2 separate regions of the Homo sapiens genome follow, and region 2 is linked to region 1. The links are chromatin contacts, found by Hi-C or POLR2A ChIA-PET in ENCODE. All regions are on one chromosome and are shown on one strand. Each heading gives the region's core, a stretch centred on a gene start or an enhancer-like site at or near the end of the contact. The rest is flanking DNA. Distances are from core to core; before and after follow the strand shown. Region 1 holds the start of GATAD2B (GATA zinc finger domain containing 2B). Region 2 holds the start of IL6R-AS1 (IL6R antisense RNA 1).

Evidence for each region. A loop is a pair of places that touch in the nucleus more often than their neighbours do. ChIA-PET counts read pairs that join two places held with the same protein, here RNA polymerase II (POLR2A). Pooled maps may share reads with other maps.
Region 2: a pooled map shows a loop between it and region 1 (5-fold over the local background). The contact joins the promoter of IL6R-AS1 here to the promoter of GATAD2B in region 1. A Hi-C loop is called at or near these places in 1 of 37 single-sample maps with no recorded cell type and 8 of 50 pooled maps. POLR2A ChIA-PET finds 5 or more read pairs at or near these places in 1 of 52 experiments (MCF 10A).

The regions. Positions count from the first base shown.
Region 1 is chr1:153,920,478-153,925,423 of GRCh38, reverse strand. It overlaps GATAD2B (GATA zinc finger domain containing 2B), which reads left to right and starts at 2,452. Exons shown (of 11, transcript NM_020699.4): 1 at 2,452-2,691. It overlaps LOC101928059 (a long non-coding RNA gene), which reads right to left and starts at 2,051. Exons shown (of 4, transcript XR_922160.3): 1 at 1,462-2,051. RefSeq lists silencers at 145-318, 1,377-1,671, 2,349-2,668 and an enhancer at 1,979-2,218.
Region 2 is chr1:154,405,305-154,410,307 of GRCh38, reverse strand. It overlaps IL6R-AS1 (IL6R antisense RNA 1), which reads left to right and starts at 3,744. Exons shown (of 2, transcript NR_147855.1): 1 at 3,744-3,869. IL6R (interleukin 6 receptor) reads right to left here and starts at 4,965. Exons shown (of 10, transcript NM_000565.4): 1 at 4,594-4,965. The coding sequence starts at 4,678. RefSeq lists an enhancer at 3,835-4,441 and a silencer at 4,681-4,830.

The DNA.
Region 1 (4,946 bases), core at 1,203-3,702:
GCCGAGATTGCGCCACTGCACTTTAGCCTGGGCAATAGAGGGAGACTCTGTCTCAAAAAAAAAAAAAAAAAAAAAAAAGTTGAATGCTGCTTGCAGTGATGTACACCTGTAGTCCCAGCTATTTGGGAGGCTGAAGTGGGAGGATCTCTTTTTTTTTTTTTTTTTTGAGACAGAGTCTCGCTCTGTCGCCCAGGCTGGAATGCAGTGGCAAGATCTTGGCTCACTGCAAACTCCACCTCCCGGGTTCACGCCATTCTCCTGCCTCAGCCTCCCGAGTAGCTGGGACTACAGGCGCCCGCCACCACGACCGGCTACTTTTTTGTATTTTTAGTAGAGACGGGGTTTCACTGTGTTAGCCAGGATGGTCTCGATCTCCTGACCTCGTGATCTACCTGCCTCGGCCTCCCGAAGTGCTGGGATTACAGGCCTGAGCCACCGCGCCCGGCCGGGAGGATCTCTTGAGCCCAGGAGTTTCAGAGCAGCCTGGGTAACATAGCAAGACCTCATCGCTAATTTAAAAAATAAATAAAGTGGGGGCTGCGGTGGGCGCGGTTGTTCACGCCTGTAATCCCACCACTTTGGGACGCCAAGGCGGGTGGATCACTTGAGGCCAGGAATTTATGAGACCAGCCTGGGAAACATAGTGAAACCCTGTCTTTACCAAAAATACAAAAATCAGCCGGGCGTGGTCACGTGCGCCTGTAATGCCAGCTACTTGGGAGGCTGAGGTGGAAAGATGGCTTGAGCCTGGGTGGTGGAGATTGCAGGCAGCTGAGATCACGCCACTGCACTCCAGCCTGGGCGACAGAGGGAGACTGTCTCAAAGAAAAAAAAGAAAAAAAAAATGGGTGCGTCTGTGTTTGTGTAGGATCTACCTACGGCTTTAAGTTGCCATGTCCTCCATTATAATTTCATTTCCATTGCACAGCATGACTTTTAAATAATTTAAAAAACATGTTCAAATACCTGTGGAGGCTGGCGTGGTGGCTCACACACCTGTAATCCCAGCACTTTGGGAGGCTGAGGCAGGAGGATCACCTGAGGTCAGGAGTTCGAGACCAGCCTGGCCAACATGGCGAAACCCCGTCTCTACTAAAAACACAAAAATTAGCCGCGCGCCTGTAATCCCAGCTACTCGGGAGGCTGTTGAGGCAGGAGGATCGTTTGAACCTGGGAGGCGGAGGTTGCAGGAACTGAGATTGTACCACTGCACTCCAGCCTGGGAGACACAGTGAGAAAACAACAATAACAAAATGCCTGTGGAACCAGTTGTTTCTGGGTTTAAACCACTGCTTAGTCACTAACTAGCGGTCTGACCTTTGGCAAGTTACTTAACCTCTCTGAGCCTTAGTTTCCTCATCTACTTGGGTTCAAATTTCAGCTCTACCACTTAACGTGTAACTGGACAAATTTTTTGATCCTAATTTTCCTCATTTGTAAAGTAGGGATAACAGTACCTACCTCACAGTCATGAGGAATAAATACTTCATGTAAAGTTCTTAGCACAGAGCCTGACACAGTCTCTTTCCAAAAACGTTAACTACTATCATAACCTTAACACCCGGACTCTGTTACTTGGTCCCTATCCTCAAGGTGCTCCAGAAACGCTCGCTGAGTTTAGGCGGGCCTAACTGCTCCGTGGAAGCAGGGAGGCCAGCAAAAGGAGCTGGCCCTTGAGTTAATTAGGTGGAATCGGGCGGGGTGGGAGGCTGTTTCCTCGCTGAGAACCTAACCAGACCAGGAGTTCCCAAGAGAAGGAGCTGCGAGGGCTCTGCACACCGTAATTCCTCAGCAACTTGGCTAGCTGCTTTTTTTTTTTTCCTGCTGTCGTGGTTTAGTCACGACAGGACCAAGCGGAGGTACGATGAACACCAGGAAGCTCAAAGCCTTTGGCAGACGGAGACAGGCCACACCCCAAAAAGACGGCAAGGCTCAAGCGCCTAAAGCTAGTTCTATCGTGAAATTTCCTAGAGTCTGTCGCGACGAAACACCGCCCACCGCAGACCCCATCGCCGTTCGCCAGTCTCCATCTTTAGAATTGAAAGAATGAGAGATGGCCAAAGGGGAATCCCGGTTTGGAGAGACTGGGGTACGGCGGCTGCCTGGGGACCAAAACGTCTCTAAGGTAAAGTTGCAGCCTGAAGCGATTTTTTGACCCCCGACACTTAATGGGCTGTCGAAGACCCGGATGTGTCTGGGACTGGCAGAGGTACCCATTAACGCGCCCCCGCTAGACCATCCCCCCTCCTCCGTTTATGATTGGGTTTTAAGCACGCCAATCATCACTTCTCCGGCCACTCATTCTTCAAGGGTGGGGTGAAGTCCCGGCATCTAGTCTTCTACTGGCATGGCCGAGAAGATGAGGGCGGGGTGGCCGGCTTAGGTCGCCCAATGGGCGTCGTGGCGTGTGGGTAAGGCGGAGCCGAGGCGCTTGGCAGCTGCCCAATCAGCGTCCTTGTTTGTGTGGTGCCGCCGCCGCCGGTGCAGCCGTCGCCGCCGCCGCTGCCCCCGTCTGTACCGCAGTGTCTGCTCCGCCCGCCCGCCCCGGTCCGGCCCGCCCCCCTCCCCTACCCCCGTCCCTAGTCCCGTCAGCAGGGTCTGGATCCCCTGTGCCGTCGCCTCTTCCTTTTTCGACGCCTCCGCCGCCGCCTGAGGAGGCGAGCTAGCCGGGAGTTACACCGCCACCGCCAGGTGAGGAGCTTTGGCCTAGGCCAGCCTGGCCGCCCGCCCGCCCGGGGGCGGTGAGGAGCGAGGAAGGGAAGGAGGCTGGGAGGAGGCAGTGGTGGCGGAGGTGGGGGAAGGGAAAGGTGGAGGGGCGGGGGGAGGGGAAGCGCCCGCGAGCCGACGCCCGCCCGCGCGCCCCCGCCTTGCGTCCCCCTCCCCCCACCCCGGCACGGCGCGCCCCCGCCTCGCGCTCCTTCTTCACCTCATCCTCTCCCCCCTTGGCGCGCGCGACCCGGTCTTTCACTTCGGCCTCGCGCGCCCCCAGCTCGTGTCCCTTCATTTCGTCTCCTTGTACTCTTTCTCCCCTCCCTCACGCCCCGTTTCCCCCGCCATCCCCGCTTTCACTCCCTGCCTCATGCCCGCCATGCTCCCCTCCTTTCCTCTCTAGCGCGCCCCCCCCTTTTTTTTTTTAACTCTCTCCACCCCCAGTGGTGCCCTCAGGGTGCGGGGGCCGCTCCCTGCTCAGTCTTGTGTTTGCGGGCGGATGGGACGAATGGGGAATCTAAGGGTAAAGGAAGCACCAGATAATTATCTTTATTTAGGGAAAGGGATCAGGAGCGCATAACCTTACCCCTTTATTTCGTCGTCCACCGTTCGCTCGCCCTCCCGTAGGGGAAGAGAATTGTCTCAGGCTATGTGGGCACTTAGCTTCTACAGCGACTGGGCTTGTGGGACACACTGGATCTGTCTTCCAGTTCAGTTCCTGAGGGTCGGTGGAACTTACCCTTCCCTAACCACACCGGGACTTAGAGTACTTTTGGCCTCCCTGCTCTCAATTACATTGAGGAGCGAGCCACTCATGCGAGTGCAGAGGTTCAGGTGCCATTCGCGCGCCCGGTACAGCTTTCCCGTTTCATAAAGGTATGGTAGCCTCTTTGGATTCTTCCCCAGCATCAACTTCCAAACACAAGATGTTAGCTCATAGGGCTGGCAGTGAGGTGGAGATGGAGGCTTGGTGGTGGGTGGCATGTGGATGCTAACTGAGCTAGCTAGCAACCTTTTCTCTGTTGTCCCCTGGAAAATCAGGTAGCCTCCTGAGAACCAGTTTTCTCATTTCTGATAAATGCTTATTTGGGGGGCGTGTGTGTGTGCGTGTGTGTGTGTGTAAGAGAGAGAGAGAGATGGGGGGATACTTAATACATTTCAGCAGAGGCGAAGGATACTTAATATATTTCAGCAAAGGGCAAGAGCAGTGTTTTCAGGCCAGACTGCAAAAGAGGGATTTGGATTTGTAGCTGATGGAATTAAAACAGGTTTAACAGATCTGTGTTGGAGAAGAGCTGATGCTTTTGTAGTTTTTAGGACATTTTTTCTAAAAATTTATATTTTGAGTAGAAAAGCATGCATGTGGTTGTACAAAGTGAAAAGTAAGCTTCCTTCCCATCTCTGTCCTCCAGCCATCTAGTCTCCTTCCCCTCCTAGCACAGATGACTTTGATGTTTTCTGGCAGCAGCATGGTGCCTATATGTTGTTGGTGATTATCCTGTTTGGGAGTTTAGTGCTAACTTTATTGCTTTTCATTTGGTATGCTGACCTGAACTCTTCCTTGCAGTCTGATAACTTGGATTCTTATTTTGGTGCTGGAGCAGCCTTTCAAGTATTGTCCTAGAGTAGTATTTCTGTCAGTACTTAGTTGGGAAGGAGGCCACTTCTGGAGGTGCTATGGAGGAGTTCAGTATATTTTGAGGGAAGGCCCACACTTGTTGGATCGTGCTGCTTTTTTTGTGACGGATATCTAGTCCCTGGCCATTTGGGAATGGACTGGGTCAAGGATCGGATTCATATAAGCAGATAGCTTATATGAATAACTAGTTGATGGTAAGGCTGTCTTCACTTTTTAGGGGAATAGAGTTTTTTTAGTCCAGTGGCAGTGATAGTCATCATGGAACAAGGTAGAAAAGTACTAATCAGCAGGAATCAGAAGGCTGAATCTATAGGCTGAGTGACCCAGTTTGAGTAGAGGTGAGGCTTACAGACTTTTGTCCTGCCTATTATTCCTTACTTGAGAACACTCTCCATGAGGTGAGAGTGATTTGTAGTTGACAGCAGCATCCATCTTTATGACACTGTGGTTTGCCTTCCCTGACCGTATGTGATGTGTGTTAACTTCCTGTTTAGAGGCAGTCCCAGTAGGGTCTGAATATAGGCTGCACTCAAATACTTTTCTAGGAACAGTGTTAACCAGGTTCCCTGATCAGCCCTTCAAATCTAAATTCTGGCAG
Region 2 (5,003 bases), core at 2,495-4,994, 480 kb before region 1:
TGCACTCCAACCTGGGCTACGGGAGTAAGATCCTGTATTTAAAAAAAAAAAAAAGGCCTTTTCTTTGTCACCTTCCCCTTGCCACTCCAGCCCTCAAGGATCCCACCTGCAGACTTGCAGTTATGACCTGGCATTTAGCACTTCCCTCTGCTAGACTTCAAGGAGCTAAAGGGCTGAGGACTTGTTACCCCAGAGATACTTCTCCAGGGCAGGGAGCATCCATGTGTCCCCACAGAGCCCTCTGCTCCAGAACATAACACACCCTCAGGTAGTACACATTGTTAAAGAGGAGGCAAGAATTTTCCTGCCCAAGATGGACATATAGGGAATCTCTAGAGATTTGTATATTTTCTTCAGGTCTTCACTCAAATATTATGTTCTCAGCAAGGCATTCCCTGGCCTCCCATCCAAGGCACCATGCCACCCCACCCTGCCACAAACACACATGGGGTCTGTCTCCCTCTCGGCTTTAGTTTTTCTCCTTAGCACTAGTCGCTAGCATACCACATACTTAATTTACATCCTGTTAATAGTCTCCCACACTAGAATGAAACTCAACTAAGCCTGGGGTTTTTGTCTCTTTTATTCATGGTGTATCTCCAGCTCTTAGAATAGTGCCTGGAACAGAGTAGGAGGTGTTCACTCCAAAAATATATTTTTGGAGTGAATGAATGATCACCTACACTTATTTAAGCACTTGCTGTGTGTTAGGGACTTCTGTAAACACTCTATTTAATACCTTACTTAGCTCATCTCATCTTCATAACCACCCTTCGAGGTAATACAATTATTTCTATTTTCTAGAACACTGGCTGTCAAAGAAGTTAAATCACTTGCCCAAGGTGTTATCATTTTTACTTGGCAGTGCAGGGCAGAGATGTGCCTGGCTTGAAGACCTTAGCCATCACCTATGCAAAATGAGCTGTGTTCAGGTGGAGGAGAGCAGAAGGCAGAGGGGGATAAAGGAAAAGAGAACAGAAAACCTCTGGAAGAAACTGGTTAACACTCTAGCCCAGCACCGTCCAGTAGGGCTTTCCACGATGATGGAAGAGATCTGTATCTGCACTGTTCAGTACAGTAGCCACTAGCAATGTGAGTGTTGAGCACTTAAAATGTGACTAGTGCAACTAAGAAACTAAGTTTTTATTTGATTTCATTTAAATTAATTTTTTGGAGACAGGGTCTCCTGTCGCCCAGACTGGAATTCGGTAGTGCAAACATGGCTCCATGCAGACTGGACTCAAGTGATTCTCCCACCTCAGCCTTCTCAGTAGCAGGGACTACAGGCTCATGTCACTGTGCCCAGCTAATTTTTTAAATCTTTTTGTAGAGACGGCATCTCACCCTGTTGCCCAGGCTGGTCTCCAACTCCTGAGCTCAAGAGATCCTCCTGCCTCAGCCTCCCAAAGTACTGGGATTACAGGCGTGAGTCACTGCGCTGGCATAATTTAAATTTAAATAGGTACACGTGGCTAGTGGCTACCGTATTACAGAGCACAGCTTCAATCCAGACTAGATTCATTGACTGGAAACTCTTTTGCTTGCTGGGTCTGTGGCTTCCAGGCCTGGTGGGACCAGGATTCAGGAGACGGGGGAAGGGAGTGTATATTTTCAGCAGTCAGCACCTAGGTTACTTTGTGTAATCTACAAATACCCAGTGAGGGGAGTATTTGTTTACCCTGGCTGCTGAGGGCTGGAGATGAGGGTCAGGGTCAGGATCAGTGTGCCTGCTGCCTTGGGATCTTGGTCCTCAGTCAGAGGAACTTCCTCTCTCTAACCACCCCCTACCCCAAGCCAGACAATCTGTTCACGGGTAGTTGGTACCCAGTGGCCCGGTCAGAGTCTGGGGTTTCTCAGCCCTTCTCAGGATTTACCCATGACCATTTTCAGGCTCCTTTTAGGGTGGAGTCTGCATAGCTGATCCTACACAGGCCTCACAGGCTCTACACCGACTCAAGAAATGTTTGCTGCAATGAATAAACAAGCAGCAAGCCAAAGCAAGGAGAGATTTCTGGCAACAGAGAGCCCGAAGCGGGAGGGCCTTCATTCAGTTCCTCAATGACACCATTTAGGCAGCCGTCCTCAAACCTGACAGTGCCTAAGAATCACAAGGGGCAGTTTGTTTAAAAGGACATGCCCCAGGCCTCACTCCTAGGTGTTCTTATTTAATAAATCTGGGTTAGGGTTCAAAAATCATCATGTTTACCAAAGCCCTCCCACCCAGCACACACACCAGATCTGATGCTAGGCTCAGAACTAAGCTTTTGAGAAATACTGATTTAGGGTGAGGCTAGGCACGTGTGTGGGTAATGGGGGCAGGAAGAGGTGCCCTAGAAGGAAATTCAGAAGCTGAGATAGCTCTTTGAGATACTTAAAGGTATACATACTTCTTTTGTGTATTTTCTTGCATTGCAGTAGGAAGAGGGAACTTGAGTCACCCAAGTCCAGCCTTCCAGCACCAGAGTGTTGGAACCGGCAGAAGCCTAAGTCCCAGCTAGTCCAGGCCCTTAGACAACGAGTACACCTGAGAAGTCCTGGCAGCTCCAGGGTGTGTGGGCGGCAGCTGATCCCGAGGAAAACAAACCTCTGGGCTCTAAGAGCCCCGCAGGCTGTACCTGCGGATTTCCCCTCTCAGCCAACTCCAGCCTCTGCTCCCCCTCTGCTCCTCACTTCTCTAAAGCGAAACATCTCACAGTCATTTGCTCCATGCTTCCTGTACGATTTCTTTATTTTTACTCTCCAGTTTGTGGGCTGAGTCTGTGTGGGTGTGGGAGAGGGGCTGGGTATTTCTACTTCTCTGCATTTTCCTTCTGAGCTGGGAGGACTTTCACTTCCTCCCCAGTCTCTCAGTTCTGCCTTTCATGGGCTGTTCAGGCCATGAGACCACCTCTCCTAATCCTTCCTGAGCACCAGGGAAATGGAAAACTGACTGTAACTGGCTGCCCTGGAAGGGCCTAGCATCCACTCAGGAGCAACAGGTGGTGGCAACTACAGCAGTAACAGTAACCTCCCTGGGGCAGGAGCCTTGGGCTGGCGTGACAGCAGCAGAGGCAGCCAAGGGAGCCCTGCTTGCTCCTGAGGCCATCCGAGCCCTGGAACCTGTCTTGCATCCCTCTAACACCACCATGGGCAAGCCTGGGCCTCCACTTCCCTCCCTCAGCCTTTTCTGTCCCAGCACTCAGCCAGACAAGAGTGACTCTCAGCTTGCCCCAATGCCCCCAGCTCTGCCTGCTGATCTAGTTCTATATTTGAGAGTCTTAGACATCTACCACACTGGAGCACAGAGCCACGGGAGGGGTTGGCCTCCATCACCGGGGCCTGACAACCTGCCATCCCGCCATCCCAACCTCCCTGAACCTCAGTCTCCTCTTTCAAACAAAGTTATATGTAGATACAGTGGAGGATTAGAAAACATTGAATGGGTGCCCCAATCAACAGTGTCTGTTACTGGCAGGAGTTATAAATGTGTATTGAAAATGGAATCCCTTCTTTTTTTCTTCCAATCATAAGGACCACAACCATCCAAAAAGCAAAGAGAGCCTCAGACACTCCAGCTCAGCCTCTAGTTGCAGAAAGTCACCTCCTCAAAGGGAGAGATCAGTGTTCACCTAGGACTGGAATTCAGTGTGATCTAGTGGTTGAAAGTCTTAGCCTTCAGCCTCCCCAGCCTGTCAGCTGTTCCAGAAGCCTGTCAGCTGCCCCTTAGTTTTCTGCTGTGTCCTCAAAGAAGCACTGGGACCCTAAAATAAACCTCTGGAGAGCCAGTTGCCCAACTCTTCCAGAAGAGAGACTAGACACGCAGCTGGGCATGCGGCCAGAGCCCAAGAAAAGCCTGGTTTGCCAGGGGCAGATTACAGTCAACGGGAGCAGTAAGTGCCTCTGCCCTCTCCCTCACGGGTCCTTCTCTTTTCTAGAGGGGAGTCCAGCACGTGCCAGCCCCAGGAGGTCTCACTCCCTTGCCAGCCTCCCGACTCAATTCCCAGGACTGGGGCACTTGGCTTCCCAGAGTTGGTGGCTGCCAAAGTGACTCCGTGCAGCGGGAAGATCCGTGACTCAGCGCCCGTGATGTCAGTCCCTTCATAGTCAGGGCACTGTCATCCACACATGCACCCGCGGGGGTGGGGGGAGGACCAGGCGAGGTGGACCCCCAATGCAGAGGGAGAAGAGGGGCGCTGGTACAAAGGACTCCCCAGGCGGGTACATCACCCCGCTGGGGCGCGCCCTCTCGGGCAGTCTCCCCTTAGAGTAACCTGGGACGCGGTTGTGTAAAGGCTCCTGGGGGCACTGGGAAGGAAGCTCGAGAGTCAGGTTTGCAAGGACACAGTCCTGTACACAGACCGCAGGGTTCCCGCACAGCTTCACCGGGCATTCCGGGGAGCGCTCCGGACCAAGGGAGCAAGCGCAGCAGGGGGCGCAAGAGCCACTACCCGCGACCACACAGCTAGGTACCCGCGGGGCCTCAAGGCAGCCACAGAAAAGGGGATCCGTCGCACCTCCTTTCCTCCCTCCAGCCTCCCACAGACTGCGGTGACCAAGGCGGTTTCCCCCAGCCGCTAGCTGCCCCAGCCCTCCAGGTGCGCCCGAAGCCCTTACCCTGCGCAGGGCAGCGCCTTGGGGCCAGCGCCGCTCCCGGCGCGGCCAGCAGGGCAGCCAGCAGCGCGCAGCCGACGGCCAGCATGCTTCCTCCTCGGCTACCACTCCATGGTCCCGCAGAGGCGGACAGGCTAATGGGAACCGGGCGGCAGGGGTGGCAGGGGCGGGGCGGGGCGGTGGGCGGGCAGGCGGGCTCAGGCCCCGGGGGCAGCCCCCATCCGCAGGAGCCCGGCTCTCTACACACACTGCGAGTCCCTCGGCCCCGCGCCGCGCTCGGCTCCTCTCCCTCTGGCCCGGCTCAGTGTCAGTGCGACTTCCCACTCGCACATGACTCAGAGCGGCGGACGGTCCTGGCAACGCAGGAAAACATTTGAGGAACTCGCGCTGGAGCGTCTCTGGGCCGTCCCAGG